Linked DNA regions of Homo sapiens: region 2 is linked to region 1. A link is an interaction called in ENCODE POLR2A ChIA-PET data of the cell type or tissue named here. Cell type or tissue: Panc1. All regions are shown on one strand. Each heading gives the region's core, and the rest is flanking DNA. Links, peaks and the distances in the headings are about the cores only. Region 1 overlaps SORBS2 (sorbin and SH3 domain containing 2). Region 2 has its middle 30 kb from the start of SORBS2.

What was found. ChIA-PET counts read pairs that join two places held together with the same protein. Peaks named below come from ENCODE experiments on the same cell type or tissue, not always from the same donor. Only the 100,000 strongest peaks of a DNase experiment are listed, where the experiment ranks them.
Region 2: POLR2A ChIA-PET joins it to region 1 with 6 read pairs; 4 of 35 experiments call an interaction of 5 or more read pairs at or near these places.

The regions. Positions count from the first base shown.
Region 1 is chr4:185,783,618-185,786,540 of GRCh38, reverse strand. The region is part of intron 1 of SORBS2 (sorbin and SH3 domain containing 2); the gene reads left to right. Among named protein-coding and RNA genes, the nearest start is that of SORBS2, 27 kb to the left of the region's middle. In Panc1, for the core only: no CTCF peak of the experiment used is centred there; no DNase peak of the experiment used is centred there.
Region 2 is chr4:185,841,232-185,844,154 of GRCh38, reverse strand. It overlaps a transcript of SORBS2 not described here. Among named protein-coding and RNA genes, the nearest start is that of SORBS2, 30 kb to the right of the region's middle. In Panc1, for the core only: no CTCF peak of the experiment used is centred there; no DNase peak of the experiment used is centred there; H3K27ac peaks cover 1,284 bases.

The DNA.
Region 1 (2,923 bases), core at 154-2,653:
TGTAATCACTGCTGTGATAGAGGGATACTTCTTCAATTACCATTCATTATAACCATAGTCAATCAATGTTAAGTTAGTGTGTATTTGTTTGTAACAAGGTAGATAGGATTATAACTCTGCTCCTCCCCCTGCTAGAGGAATGATAGACTCTCACAGGGCCTTACAAAGTCCATTCTTCTCTATTTCTTCCAGGTCATTTCTTTTAACGCCACTACCTTTCCTCTTTAGCCTTCTCTACTTACTAAATGAAGCAGTGGTAATGCTGTTGCTCGAAGGAGACTGTTATGTCAATCATAGGACAAAGTGATTAGCTCAGATATGGGGATTTTCTTAATCCAGTTGTTTGACAGTCCCATGTATTCTTGTTTAAAATTAAAATAGAAAAAAAAACCCAAAACATAAAACTTTGAATGTGAGCTATCTGAAATAAATGATAAGGAAATTAAATTCAATATCTAGGTGTGCCCAATCCATTTCATTTTCCCCAACAGCAAAGTAAAAGTCTCTATATTTTTGAAGATCAATTTGCAAATAATTTTTTTCCGTGTAATGTAAACAAAATGGTATCTAATGATTCCAGTGTGCCAGGTGTGGTTTTCCAGCATTATATTCTTCACCCCTCTTCTTAATGCTTTAAGGTAATGAACGATATTCCCATTGCTCAGATGAGGAAAATGAGGCTCAACGATTATGCCCAAACCAGGGAGCTAATTCGAGGAAGTACCAGAAACTTAACTCAGAACTCTTGATTCTCCAAGCCCATGCTCTTAAGATGATGATGGAAACAGCCTCAGCCAACACGTGGGGAGGGCCTCCTGTGAGTTGCTGTTGTTTAAGAGCTTTGCATGTGTTAACTCATTTAAGCCTCACAACAATTATGAGTCAAGGGCCACACAGTGCCTATTTGGTGGGTAAGAGAACTGAAGCCCAAGAAGATTGTAGCAGCCACAGAAGCTGGCAGTAATAGAGTTGGGTTTGATGGTGGCGGGTAAGTACAGACCACGCTCTCCATCATTACACTCTCACACAGCTCTTGGCACATGTGACTAGAAAGACAAAATATTTACACGAGACTGTCTGTTATAAAACGGAATCGTTATGATTTATATTCATTTCTTCCATTCATGATACTTAATCAGAAACCATGACACAGGAACGCTTAGAACAATTTTCATGTTGCCTGTGTATTTTTAACTTTGTTTAACTCTGAAAATTCACCGGCCGCCTAATCAAACCTACCTTCCCCTCCATTATGACTGACAGCATTCACCATTTTAAGAAACCACAGTAAGATTCTTACAGGTTTTTTGTTTTTTTTTTTAAACGCTCAAAGTCAATACCTTATGGCCTTGAATAACCTTTTCAAAATTGCTTTTTCTGTCCCGAGGACACATTTCATCTTCAATTTAGATTTAAAAACTCCCTAAACTCCATCGAAGCAACCCTGTTGAAAGCTCTCTGAACAATGATCTGGCAGTGTCCACCGAGAACAGAATAAACAATGCGTTCCTGTTTTGTGTTTCCTGTTGATCACTGCTGTGTTCTTATTTCTCTTGATATCACTGATCAGTAAATTGTAGTTTTAGAAAAAAGAGCCAACTACTTCACTATATTTAGAGTCAAAAATATTCAAATGATGCAGCTCCCGGGGCGTTAGGCATGTCGGCTCATTTTTCATGGCAGATTTTGCTCCATTAGGAAATGATAATGGGCCGGAGACTTAATGCCACAACTGTTGTAAGCATTCGTTGTTGATGCCCAGAAGTTCTTTCAAAACTTCTGGAAGTATTTTTTAACTAATATCTTAATGGCAGGCCTAATAGTTTATTGCTGTCGTTCAGCCGGTCTAATGTAAGGAAGGTTGTTTTTAGATGATTGTTTTGTTTCTGTTTCTAGCTTTCATGGAACAGATGACCTCAATACAGTCATTTCACCAGGTTGGGTTTGCCTCAAATAACAAGAAATCCCACGGACAGGTAGCCCAGAGTAGGTTCCTCTCTATCCTCTCTCCATCGCTGTATCATCTCTCTGTTAGCATGCACCCCCACAGAATGACATCTGCATTTCAGTCTACAAAAAGAGGAGCAGAACAAGGTTAGAAAGAAAAGGACAGCCTGGCGCGGTGGCTCACGCTTGTAATCCCAGCACTTTGGGAGGCCGAGGTGGGCGGATCACGAGGTCAGGAGATCGAGACCATCCTGGCCAACATAGTGAAATGCCGTCTCTACTAAAATACAAAAAATTAGCCGGGAGTGGTGGCAGGTGCCTGTAGTCCCAGCTACTCGGGAGGCTGAGGCAGGAGAATGGTGTGAACCCGGGAGGCAGAGCTTGCAGTGAGCTGAGATCCCGTCACTGCACTCTAGCCTGGGCGACAGATCCAGACTCCGTCTCAAAAAAGAAAGAAAAGGACAAGGAAGCCCTCTTCTCGGGAGGTTAGTGTCGTTACTGTGCATATGAAATTTTCAACAGGATGCCTTGCCTTTAGCTTATTGGTCAGAAACTGCAAGGAATCCAGGCAGGTCAGTTGTTAACTGGCCGTACTGTCAGGATTCTGTAGTGAGGAAGGCTGCAAAATGGATCCTCAGGAGGCAGAAGGAAGTGTCTACCACACCTCTTACCTACTTGACTTATTTTACAGAGTAATGAATATGGGAATAGTGACTTAATTGTAAAATAAAACATCAGACAGAACCTCAAACTGAAAATGATCCTCGAAGGAATTCTTGCCAAGAAAAAGAGGGCCCTTGCTAGAAGGTCAAAATGTGAGCATTTACTCTGATTCAGAGGGCAGCTTCCTGCCTCTCTGCCTGAAACCAAAATGTCCATCACTGCGGGCAGGATATTCCCTCTCATGCCTGCCACTGGAGACCAGTCTACTTCTGCTTACCCCGAGGGTCTGAACAAAGACTTCGCATTTTTTTTT
Region 2 (2,923 bases), core at 141-2,640, 58 kb before region 1:
ATATGGTTCCAGTCTTTGTTTAGCAAGACTGTCCTTTCTCCATTGAATTGCCTTAGCACTTGTGTTGAAGGTGTGGGTTCTGTTCTCTCCCACTGATCTATGTGAACTGCCTTCCTCCAAGGAAGGGATGTGTTATCTCATATACTCATAGAGTGTACAGTCTTCAACACTGTAGGTTTACAGTGAGGTCATGAAATCAGGTAGGTAAGGCCTCCAACTTTGTCTTCTTTCTCAACATTGCTTAGGCTATTCTACTTTCTTTGATTTTTCATACAAATTTAGAATAAAATTTCCCATTTCAAAAAATAGCTTGCTGGGATTTTGATGGAAATTGAATTTTAATTGGGATTTATTGCACTGAATCTAAGATCTATTTGGAGAGAATGGATATCTTAACACAACTGAGTTTTCTCATCCATGAACATGATATATCTCTCCATCTTTCAGGTCTTACTTAGTTTCATTAATAATTTATAGTTATAACTAATAATTTATAGTTTTCAGCATACAAAGCTTACATGTATCTTGTTAGATTTATTTCTAAGTATTTTTTCAGTGCTACTGCAAATGGTATTGCTTATTAATCTTCATTTTCTATTGTTTATTTCTACCATATGGAATTATTGATTTTTCTATATTTACTTATATCCTGCAATCTTGTTAAGCTCCTTTATTAATTCTAGTAGCTTGTTTGCATATCTTTGAGATTTTCTATGTAGACAATTTTGTCATCTATGAATAAAAACCGTTTTATTTCTCTTTTATTCTATATATATCCTGGGTTTTTTAAATCTAATTGCTACAGCTAGAACCTCCAATACAATAATGAATAGGAATGGTGAAAGTGGATACCTTTTCCTTGTTCCCAATCTCAGTCCTGTGTTAACTGCTGTTTTGCTTTCTCTTAGTGAAACTACCTAGACTTTTGTGACCCCACACTCTCCGGATTCCCATTGAATCATCCTCCTTTTGTGGGGGCCTTTTCCTGCAGCTGCCTTTCAGGGTAGTTGTTCTACAAAGTCTTCCATAACTCAGTGCTCTGTTCTTTCTACCCACACTCCCTGTGTTATTGCATATACTCATGGTGTACCCAGTGTCACCCATGTACGGACTCCTAATTCCATATTCAGTCCCAGACCTTCTCCAGCAGTCTTATTTATCTAATTGCCTGCCAGCTGCCTGTCCTAGAAGCATGTTAAATTTAATTTTTTTTTTTTTTTTTTTAGACAGTCTTTCTCTGTCGCCAGGCTGGAGTACAGTGGTGTGATCTTGGCTCACTGCAACCTCCGCCTCCTGGGCCCAAGCGATTCCCTTGCCTCAGCCTCCTGAGTAGCTGGTACTACAGGCATATACTACCATGCCTGGCTAATTTTTTGTATTTTAGTAGAGACAGGGTTTCACCATGTTGGCCAAAATGGTCTCGATCTCCTGAACTCATGATCCGCCTACCTTGGCCTCCCAGAGTGCTGGGATTACAGGCATGGGCCACTGCACCCGGCCAAATTTAATATTTTTAATATTTACTCCATCACTCCTACCTTCTCTGTTTGCTTCCATGGGCTGGTTTCTCTAGTGACTATTTTTCAACACAAATCTGATCAAGTTGCCCCTTAGCCCCAGTGTACCTTTTAATGTACGATATAACTTTCATGGGGTGTCCAGTCTTCAACACTGTAGGTTTACAGTAAGGTCATGAGATCAGGTAGGTAACTCCTTACCATGGCTAAGAAGGCCTGCATGCTCTGACTTTTAGTTAACTCTCAGGTCTCATCTTCTGACACTTTCCTTCTTGTCCACTCTGCTCTAGTCACATGGACCTCCAGTCTCTTTCTTGAGCCAACCAAGTTTGTTCTCACTTTAAACCAAAAGTAGATCTTTACATGACTAGAGCTTTTTGGACACTTAGGTCATTTAGGCTCACATGTGGCCTCCTTAGTAAGATTTTCTCTATTCAGTCTAAGAGGACCACTCTACCACCTACACATCGTCTTTCATATGGTCTTCTGTCATTTTATTCCTAACATTATCATCTGAAATGACATTATTTAATTATTAGTTTCTTATATCACTTATTTCTCCTTCTAGGAGATAAGCTCCTTGAGGGCAGGAGCATTGGTCATTTTGATAGGAGTCCCTGTGTCTGGTGCCTATAGCACTCCCTGAGCACGGAGTAGATGTTCAGTAAATCATGAATGCTGAATGAATGAATTAATTTTCTAATTCACCGTCCACCTGGTCACCTAAGCCAGAAACCTGGGTATCAGTTGATTCCAACAGTGTTTGGTCAGTAAAATAGAAAGCACTGTAGATATTTTAAGCAAGAAAGAATTTAGTACAGAGAACTGGGAAATTATAGAATCAATTAAAAGCCTTAAAGAAGCAAAAGTCAGAGAAGCCACTGCTAGTCTTTCGGGAAACAAATTGCAGGAATTCTGAGGGACTTTTACCAAAGGTCTCACCTGTTTACAGCACCAGAGATTCTCAGGAGATTGTGCAGAAGCTCCTGGCAAAACCTCATTTGCCATCTGCCAAAACCCATGCACCTACTCACTGTTGCTGCAAAATAATAAGTTTCCTTTTCTTCTGTCTTCCGCATCTTTCTTGGGGACCTCCATGGGAGGAACCTAACATGAGATCCTGCTGGCTAGTAAGTGAATAATCTGGGGCTCTGGCACCTTCAATACAGAGGAGAGTATAGAAGGGAAGAAAGGTATTGAAACGCTGACAATCCAGCCCAGGAACTCACCCACCTCTAATACACGAGCAAGTGCAATCGATTTTACCCAACATTTCCCTCAAATATCTGAATGTCTCACCTCCACTAATCTCCCCCCAACCTTTGCCTCCACTTAGGCCCTCATTGTTTTTGGCAACAACTAACTGTTGTGCTTTTCTTCAGCCTTGTTTTCTTAAAATAATCTAC